Linked DNA regions of Homo sapiens: region 1 is linked to region 2. The links are chromatin loops, found by intact Hi-C in ENCODE. Cell type or tissue: left lung. All regions are shown on one strand. Region 1 overlaps PI4KA (phosphatidylinositol 4-kinase alpha). Region 2 overlaps PI4KA (phosphatidylinositol 4-kinase alpha).

Region 1 (5,000 bases), 58 kb before region 2:
AATGAGGGTGCCCCCAAGGCACTTCAGACACCTAGACCTCCACCTCTAGGACCTGCTGGGGTTGGCCACTCTTCCCATGAAGAGCAGGCAGCTGGTGCGATGCTCGTAGATGAGGAAAAGAAAGGGGCGGTCGACAGTGAAGCGGACTTGGGTGGACAGCGGCATGAACCCCACCGTGGTCACAGTGGTGGCTTGGGTGCCTTCCTCGTTCACTGTGATCGTGCCTTGGTGCTTGAACTGTTTGGAAAGGAAAGTTGTCAGATTCTGGAGGTCAGCACACAGAGGGCTAGAGTTCCCAGCACAATCTCATATCATTCAGGGAAAGGATCCAAAGACAACATGTAAGGTGGAAATCACAGCTGGTCAGAGTCACTCTTGAAAATATCTGTCACCACCTGTCAGGGGCAGCCGTTGCACTTAGAGGCCGGCTAGGTTCATGTTCCCTCTTGGCAGTGCCTGTGGTCTGAGGGTCGTGGGGGCTGGTGCAGGACAGCCACCCCAGCTCCAGCTCCCCACACTGCTGCGCACTTCTCCGGGATGGGGAACTGGGTCTGCTGCACTGTTTGGACTGGTGTTCTCTCTCTTTTGCTGAGCGCCCGATTGGTTTAAGTTAAGTATGTGTATAGTGCGGTGTTTAATGGCTCTTTCATGATTTGGCTGGGGGTAGCTATTTCCCAGACCGCAGCACATGTCTCCCCTGTCTCTGGTGTCAGCGGGAGTGGGGCTCACCCCATGGCTGCTCTTGGGATCCCCCCTGCCCAGTAAGTGTCTGCCAGGTGCCGTGCTCTCCAGCTGGCATCCATGAAACTAGGCATTCTGTGTATCCCACCCAGGCCGAAGAGCAGACTCAGCACCCCAAGCTGGGACATGAGATTGGGGGGTGGGTAGGAAGGGCAAGTGGAGGTGGGGCTGTGCTGAGGCAGACCCTGGGGACGGGTCGGGGGTGGACAAGGGAGTGGTTACCAGGTCGATGGCGATCCTTTGGTCTGAGATGCCTGCCATGTTGCCATTTTTGTCAAACAGCATCCTGATCCCCATCAACTTCAGGGACTCCACTAGATTGTAGTTCTTCTCCAGCTTGAATTTCGGCAGAAGCACTTCTCGAGTTCTAGACAGAAAAGGAAAGGGGGGCCCAGTTTTATTGAACCACAAGTTACAAAAGAATCATGATTTTCCCTTTAAAGGGCCACGGGTTATATTTATCACAGAATTGATATAGCACTTATTAAAATTTATATTCCGGGACTGTCAGTTGAGGATTTTAGGAAGCACACTCCTTTGTAATTCCGCTACTGAAAACTGAGGTGTGTTTTCTGTTGCATGATTATTTCCTTGAGACTGTATGGTTCGTTTCCTATCTTCAAGGTTAGCAGCAGAACTTTTCCTGGTTTATGGTTTAAAAAGGCATCTAAAATAATTCTCTGGTTTGGTTTCCCAATTTTAGGCATTTGGTTTTTTTTTTGTAATTAAGGAGTCGAATATCTGGTAGTGTACTTTTAAAAAGAACCTTTCCTGTATATACTAGACAATGCTGAATATTCTCAATCTTTGCCTCAACTTACTCAATCCCTAAGGGGGCGGATAGCAACAGTAGTGCCTGTGGAGTTAGTCTGGCACTTTGCAGGGGATAAAGAGATTTAAGGTGCAATCCCAGCTGGATGGGCAGGAAGGCTTGATCTTCTTCACTCTTTTACCTAGCTCATACCTTGCACCAAGTAAGATCTCAATTAAAAGTCAAATGGGCCAGGCACAGCGGCTCACGCCTGTTAATCCCAGCACTTTGGAAGGCCAAGGCAGGAGGACTGCTTGAGGCCAGGAGTTCAAGACCAGCCTGGGCAACACAGCGAGACCTCATCTCTACCAAAAAAAGTTTAATTAGCTGGGCATGAAGGTGCACGCCTGTAGTCTCAACTATTCAGGAGGCTGAGGTGAGAGGATCACTTAAGTTCAGGAGGTTGAGGCTGCAGTGAGCCATGATGATGCCACTGCACTCCAGCCTGGGTGACAGAACAAGACCCTGTCTCAAAAAAAAAAAAAAAAAAAAGATGCAGTCCCTTTCTCAAGAGCTGCCGGGCTGCAGGGAGGAATGGAAGGAGGCAGGTACAGAAGGGACGTTGTTAAGGAAAAATTCACAGAGCATGATGACTGGCTACCCGGGCAAATACCTTCCTCTGAGAGCCTACTTTTCTCAGTTTGGTTGCATATGTTTGTATTCTTGTCCTATAAGGAGGTTCAAACCAGAATCACTTCTTCATATGGGCCTAGCCAGTATCCAGTAAGACAGAAATAAGACCTCTCCATTCTTTCTGCCATGACCCAATAATAATCTCAATAAGTACTTAACACCTGCAGTTTTAACTACAAAGTAACGAATAATAATAGAGGAAATCATGAATGATGTGTCCTCGGTAGGCTAAGAGGACCTTGGAATTTCCTGGGCAGGGAAGAGTTGAGCCAATCTTTTTTTGAGTGCCTCCTAGGTTCCAAGTACTGGGAGGGGCGCTCAGCATCGCTGATTCTGTTATTTTCTCAAGTGACCCGGGGAAGTAATGGAATTATACCCATTTTAGGGATGATGAAGCTGGGACTCGAAGCCACAAAGCAAGCACCAAGCTGTCTCTAAGTCATCTGCCTCTAACTTCTGAAACTGGCCCCTAGAGGGCAGATGTGTCCCTTATGAATGCTCTCTAATCATCTCTTATCTCAAGCAACAAATTGGGGCTGAATTAACAGAGTGGCCCTGTATGGAAGTTCTTGGGTACTTGTACATAATTCTCCCTTTTTAAAAAAATGATCCATTTTCCAGTATTCCCAGACACCCCCAGCATCTGGGAGCTCAAAAGAACAAACACACAGTGTGAAATACCTGTTTGTCATGCTTTTTTGCCATCTCTCCACCACCCGGGGTGTCAGTTGCGCTTCGAGGGTCTTCATCCCAGACATCTTGTGTGGGACCACAATTAGCATGCTGATGCCCCCCACGTATTCCAGCTGGAGGATGTCGCAGTCCAGCTCCTGGTCATTTGCTGCGAGGAAGTTCCCCTTGGTCTGCATCATGGAAACCTTAACTACCTCTCTCTCATTCAGCCGGAAGTTGTGGTTGTGTGTCATTTCCACTGGGAATTTATTCACCCAGGATCCTGTAAAGGCCACAGGAAGAGGCTGTTATGAGAAGGTTCCTTTAGGGAAATCGTCTCACCCTTGAGAGTGAATCTGATTTCCCTGGAGGCCTCATTCAGATAGCCTGCAGAGCCGACCCCACAGTCTCTTGATTCCTGAGGCCTGATTTGGGCAGAAATTTGCATTTCTAACAAGAGAGGTTAACGAGAGGTTACCCGGACTGGAATAGTTTCTGGAGTAGGGTCTGATACGAACTAGTTGTTTGACCATGGTAAGGCACCTAACTCGCTTCTATTTCTTCATCTGTCACATCTGTCAAATGAGTAACTTTGAGCTCTTTCCAGCTTTTATTACTGTTATTATTATTTGGTTTTTGAGACCAGGTCTCACTGTGTCATGCAGGCTGGAGTGCGGCGATGCCATCATAGCTCACTGCAGCCTCACACTCCCAGGCTCAAGGAATCCTCCTGCCTCAGCCTCCCTCCCCAGTAGCTTGGACTACAAGCACATGCCACGCCTGGCTATTTTTTCTTTCTGTCTTTTTTTTTTTTTTTTTAATTGTAGATGGGGTCTTGCTATGTTACCTAGGCTGGTCTCAAACCCTTGGCCTCAAGCAATCCTCCTGCCTCAGCCTTCCAAAGCACTGGGATTATAGGCATGAGCCACCCTGCCAGCCTCAGCTCTGTCTTGATGGCCTTCATCCCTCACACTGTGATTCTGTAGTGACTAACAAGACATTTGGGTGATGCCATGTTGCCCTTAGGATCACCACTGTAGATATGGGGACAGTGCTGTGTATCCAGGAATAAGCCCATGTCTATGTTAGCTCTAAGATGTGAGTAACTAATAGTAATGGGTGACTAGTAGTTGAGAACTGGCCATGTGCCGGGCATTCTTCTCAGCACCTTTCCTGTATTATCTCATTTCTGCTCCTAGCAACATGCAAGTTGTGTGCGTTTTGTTATCCCTCTTTTACATATGAGGAAACAGAGGCACAAAGAAGTGAAGTAACTTGTTCAAGGTTTCTAGCTGGTGGGTAGAGCAGCCAGGATGAGATGAGCAGGAGGTGTCTTGGAGGTTGAAGTACCAGACAGCTCCTGCCTGCCTGTGAGTGAAGCTCGATTCCCTTCTCCCTGAGTCTGCCTCACCCAGGGTTTCTCAACCTCAGCATTTTTGACATTTGGGCCACATAATAGTTTGTGGCAATGTGGGCTGCCCTGTGCATGGTAGGGTGTTTAGCAACATCCCCAGCCTCCCCCTTCTAGATACCAGTAATGCTTACTCCAACCCCCCAGGTTGTGACAACCAAAAGTGTCTTCAGACCTTGGGGACAAAATTGCTCTTTTGGGAATCACGGCCCTTTCAGTTTGGATGGAGCTGTCCCATGTCTCTTGGGATTCTTTCCTTCTGACTTCCTCATGAGAGCCTGCCTCTGTTTATTGTGCTTTACAAAGTGATTATCACATTAAAATTAGAACAAAATTAGTAATGGAGATGATTCCATATGAAATTAAGTGAAATTAAAATTACACTTCTAGACACTCGTCCCCTTTGAGAAGCATCCATGAATGATTGGGTACTCCTAGCATTTGATCCCTTGTGATGCCCGGCATTGAGTGACTATTCTCATGATGGGGAAAGGAAGCAGAAGCATTTGCACGTGTGTTTACACTGTGGTATGACACGGGTTACTGTGTTTAGGAGATTGTCAACTGACCATGCCTGATCATTTCTCCACCTCCATGCAGGCAGGGATGGCTCACTGCTGTACTTCTCTGCCTGTCCCTGAACCCTCAGCCAGGGCTAATGCAGAGGCTCTTTGGTGTACTTGGGGGGCTCCAACAGACCAGTAGGTTGGAGGACTTTGATGCTGCCAAAAA
Region 2 (5,000 bases):
GCGCAGGGTGCTTGCCAGCTGGGTCATGAGTTCTCAGGAGTGCCCTGCAGCCCCTTTCAAGGATAGTCAGGAAGTAGTCTAGTCCTCGAGCCCCAGGACACTCCCCGAGCCCTTCTGTGCAGAGATAACCCAGCAACCCTCGTGATCTTTTCAGATGCCTGCCTGGGGTGCTGCAGCAGCTGGAGCCTAGGGAGGTAGCAGCAGGGTGAATTCAGAGCCAAGATCTGATTCCTGCCGGATAGGAAGCATGTGGAGGCTGTCACTCCTGGCAGGTGGCTGCCGGAACCGCCTTGGGGAGGGTTTGGGTTTGTTCCTGGATGTCACCTTTCAGTGGCAGAGTATTTGGAGGAGGCACATGCTGCAGACAGCAGTGACATTCCTGTGATCTCTCTGTGGCAGCTCTTATGGGGACAGAACTTCAGACCGATGGTGGCTGAGAGGGACTGCAGAGTCCCTGTTTAGAATCCCACCAGATGGTCCACAGCCTCCTGTGAATGTGTCCAGGGTGGGTGATTCTCCATTGTGAGCCCAGACTTGCCAATGTACTGCATCCTCTCTCCAGCCCTACTTTGATCCTCTGGAATAGGATCGCAGCGCAGCTCTGCATTGTCTCAAAGCACAGTGCTCATGGGACATCCGCCTTGCATTAGCCTGAGGTGGGAACACCTGGAAACCAGTAGCTGCCCCTTCATGGACCAGGTGCCTTGTGGCCCCTGGACTGTTGACTGAGACACTGACTCACTGGATGAGCAGCTGTGGAGAGTCAGGAGAGGATATGGTAGGAAAAGGAGTAAGAGGCAGGGGTTTTAAGACAAGGATGGTGAAAGGAAGCCCTTTAAACAGTTAAGTGTAGAAAAATTCCTGTTTCTTTAAGAAAGTTCCAGCATTTCATCACAGCAGATTATAATCCTCTTTTTAAAAAACACTAATGTTCAGACCTACTAGTTAGTGGCATAATAGAACATTTAGCCGTCACCTGGCTAAACATTTTTTTATTTAAACTTTTTTTTTAAATTTCTGTGCATATGTAGTAGATGTCTGTATTTATGAGGTGCATGAGATGTTTTGATACAGGCATGCAACGTGAAATAAGCACATCTTGGAGAATGGGGTATCCATCCCCTCAAGCATTTGTCCTTGGAGTTACAAACAATCCAGTTACACTCTTTTAAAGTTATTTTTCAATATACAATTAAGTTATTATTGGCTGTAGTCCCCCTGTTGTGCTATCAAATAGCAGGTCTTCATTCTTTCTATTTGTTTGTACCCAAGCCGTCACTTGGTATTGATGTGAATCCCTCCAGTTCAGTGTTTCCCCCTGGCTCCCCTCACTCCAGTGTGGTGGGAGAGTGCAGGTTCCCTGGCGAGGCAGCACCACCCATACCCTCTGTGCACTGTAGGTTTAAGAACACAGAAGCCATTGGGAACGAAGTGACCCGTCTCGTTCGGTTGGACCCGGGAGCCGTTAGTGATGTGCCTGAAGCAATCAAGGTAGTGTAGCCCACGTACCAGGGCCTGAGTTCAAACTGCACAAAATAGCACACTGCACCCAGAAATGCCTGAAACTAGAAATGAGACAAAAACAGCCGCTTGGCAACTTCAGTGCTATTCATGGTTTTTCTGATTTCCTGTGTTTTCTATTTCTTGTCTGTAGCATTTATTTTGTTCACAGTAGAAAAAAATGTAATGCACTTCACCCTAATTGCAGTTACGTTGTTTTCCATAACACATCAGAAGCATCTTCCCCATGGTTACCGATGCTTAGAAACATCACTTCTCATGGCCGTCCTTGTGTGGCCCGTGGACCAGGTATTTCCAGAGGTCCCGGGACTGCCCAAGCCACAGCATCTCCCCACCTTCTCTGCAGTTCCTGGTCACCTGGCACACCATCGACGCCGATGCTCCAGAGCTCAGCCATGTGCTGTGCTGGGCGCCCACGGACCCACCCACAGGCCTCTCCTACTTCTCCAGCATGTACCCGCCGCACCCTCTCACGGCGCAGTACGGGGTGAAAGTCCTGCGGTCCTTCCCTCCGGTGAGCCCAGGGCCCTGCTGAGCTGGCCTCTGGTAGGACTGTTGGGAGGGGTCTTACCTGGTGAGAGGCACAGGCCCCACCATTGGCCATGAGGTCGCCCCGTTACATACTGGTCCTTTCCCTGTTTTTTGCTCAAGTAGTTGTAGAAGATGGATTTAGTTCTAATTCAAATGTGTTCTCTAGTTACATTTGTTTTTTAATCTAGTGAGGCGTTTGAGTTAAAGACATAAAGTTAACTTGAGTTTGATTACGAGGCGGCGCGGCAGCTGTGCACACCCCACACAGCAGTGCAGCTAGCTGTGCCTTGGAACCCCACAGTGACCTCACCCGTGGAGGGTCCCTCACTCCTTGTGGGAGCCCAGGGAGCCCACGAGATAGCCATGATGATGGTGGAGAAGGGTCTCTGGAATATTCTAGAGTCTGACCCACAGCAGACCATTCCCTGAGGCAGGCTCCCTAGTGAGGAGCACGAGGCCCTCGCCCGCTGTAGAGCGGGAGCCTTGCTCCTTTTACCTGTTTCCTCCATTCCTGTGTTCTGAGCCATCGGTCATTTTGCCTGCCATCCTCTGGGCTTTCCCCAGTTCTCAGCCCTGCTGTGGGCAGAGCAGAAGCAGAGGCAGGGCCTGGGCCGTAGGGTTGGGTGGCTCTGCTCTCAGAAGTCATGGCCAACTCTGCTCCACCTCCACAGGACGCCATCCTCTTCTACATCCCCCAGATTGTGCAGGCCCTCAGGTACGACAAGGTAAGCCTGCACCTGCATGGCCGTCCTCTTCACTCACAGAGTGTGTTCCACACCAGCTTGTGCCCGGTCTGTCCCCAGCCCTCACAGGCTCCTCAGAGCCTCCTCAGGGGCAGGGCTGCCCAGCAGTCCCCTTGCTCCCCCTACCCCAGGCCCTGTGATTGTCCCTTGATACCCATGTTCACCCACTGCCTCACCCTGAGGCCCAAGCATGCTCTGTGGAGCGAGCCGGTTCTGGGGCTGTTGCCAGCCTGGCTAGGCAGCCTGGCCAGGCTTCCCTCTCATCGGTGGGGTCCCCTCAAATCCCTGAATCCTGCCCTCTTCAGCCGGAAGTGGTGAGGAAAATTAACGAGATGACATATGCATTAGTCTGCCAGGGCTGCATAGCGAAGCACCACAGACTGGGCAGCTTAAACGACAGAAATGTCTATTCTCATTCTCAGAATTGTGGAGGCCAAAAAACAAAACAAACAAACAAACAAAAAACATGAATTCTGGAGGCCAGAAGTCCAAGGTCATTGTTCGAACAGGGTTGTTTCCTTCTGAGGCCTGTCTCCCTGGCTTTTTTTTTTTTTTTAAGAGACAGGGTCTCGCTCTGTCACTCAGGCTAGAGTGCAGTGGCGTGATCTCAGCTCACTGCAGCCTCAACCTCTCGGGCTCAAGCTATCCTCCCACCTCAGCACCTTCCCCGCTACCCCTCCCAAGTAACTGGGATGACAGGCGTGTGCGACCACGCCCAGCTAATTTTTGTATTTTTTGTAGAGATGGAGTTTCGCTATGTTGTCCCAGGCTGGTCTCAAACTCCTGAGCTCAGGCAATCTGCCCACCTCCGCCTCCAAAAGTGCTGGGATTATAGGCCTGAGCCACTGTGCCCATCTCCCTGGCTTATTGATAGCCATCTTCTCCCTGAGTCCTTACAGGGTCATCCTTTTGTGTGTGTCTGTGTCCTAATCTCCCCTTATAAGAACACCTGTCATACTAGATTAGGACCCACCCTATTGACCTCATTTTACCTTAATCATCTCTATAAAGACCCTATCTCCAAATACAGTACCATTCTGAGGTCCTGTAACATATGAATTTGAAGGGACACAGTTCAGCCCGTAACAGTATCCATGGACATAAAGTGCTCAGCACAGGTCATGGCACAGAAAATATCCATGGGAATGACCACAGCCAGGAGCCCGAGCCGCCTCTGCCCTCGCGCCAGCCTGCCCACTGCACCCTGTGTCTGAGTGCAGCTTGTCTGCCCTATTCCCCAACCCCAGGGCTGACCTCATTTCCCTGGATGAATTGGGCAGCAGACTCCATGTGTCCTGGCTGAGTCCTCACCACTCTGGCCCACCTGTGGGCTGGCTGAGTTACATGGCTGGGTGTCCCAGGGGCTAGCCTTGGAGTCTGTAGACCAAAGTGCTTCTAGAACAGCAGCCAGCCTCTGCTGAAAGACTGAGTCCTGTGGAATCATTCACTGCCCTCACTAGGTAGTGCCACACTCTCTGCGCCTCTGAGTGGTGATATGTGTGGAGCCACACTCACCAAGCCGGAGCCTTCACACTGGTGGCAACTTACAGGATTGTCATGAGGCACCTTCTCTTCAGCAACCTGTTTCCTTCCCCCTGGCTCCCCTCCCACATTATTTTCCCTTGACTGCTTGGCTCTCTGCTTGCATACAGGCCTAGCATAAGGGTGAGATCCAGAGGCAGTGGGGAGGGGAGCCAGTACCCAGGGCCTCCGTGTGAACTCTTGGTGGTGGCTACCAGAGAAAGGCCGCCTGAAATGATTCTTCTGTGTGTGGTTGTACCAACTCAGGACTCAGCTAGTTTCACTGGTTTCTTTCTTGCTTTCCATTTTTAGGGAATTTTTTTTTGTTCGTTTTGTTTTGTTTTAGACAGAGTCTCGCTCTGTTGCCCAGGCTGCAGTGCAGTGGCATTCTCGGCTCCTTGCAGCCTCTGCCTCCCAGATTCAAGCAGTTCTCCTGCCTCAGCCTCCCAAGTAGCTGGGATTGAAGGTGCATGCCACCACGCCCGGCTTATTTTTTGTATTTTTAGTGGAGACAGGGTTTCACCATGTTGGCCAGGCTGGTCTCAAAACTCCTGACCTCAGGTGATTCACCTGCCTTGGCATCCCATAGTGCTAGGATTACAGGCATGAGCCACTGCGCTCAGCCAGAATTTTTTTTTTTTTTTAGACAGAGTTTCGCTCTTGTTGCCCAGGCTGGAGTGCAAT

Evidence for each region. Peaks named below come from ENCODE experiments on the same cell type or tissue, not always from the same donor. Only the 100,000 strongest peaks of a DNase experiment are listed, where the experiment ranks them.
Region 1: a loop joins it to region 2, with 5 times the contacts of the local background. A loop is called at or near these places in 4 of 110 quality-filtered maps.

What each region holds. Positions count from the first base shown.
Region 1 is chr22:20,782,112-20,787,111 of GRCh38, reverse strand. All of the region lies in intron 19 of PI4KA (phosphatidylinositol 4-kinase alpha), which reads left to right. SERPIND1 (serpin family D member 1) reads right to left here. Exons shown (of 5, transcript NM_000185.4): 3 at 2,867-3,140; 4 at 964-1,108; 5 at 1-237. The coding sequence ends at 46. Among named protein-coding and RNA genes, the nearest start is that of SERPIND1, 10 kb to the right of the region's middle. In left lung, a CTCF peak has its summit at 2,654 (motif pointing right); no DNase peak of the experiment used is centred here; H3K27ac peaks cover 1,081 bases.
Region 2 is chr22:20,724,265-20,729,264 of GRCh38, reverse strand. It overlaps PI4KA (phosphatidylinositol 4-kinase alpha), which reads left to right. Exons shown (of 55, transcript NM_058004.4): 40 at 1,401-1,491; 41 at 1,868-2,035; 42 at 2,724-2,777. Among named protein-coding and RNA genes, the nearest start is that of SERPIND1, 47 kb to the left of the region's middle. In left lung, no CTCF peak of the experiment used is centred here; a DNase peak (open chromatin) is centred at 1,974.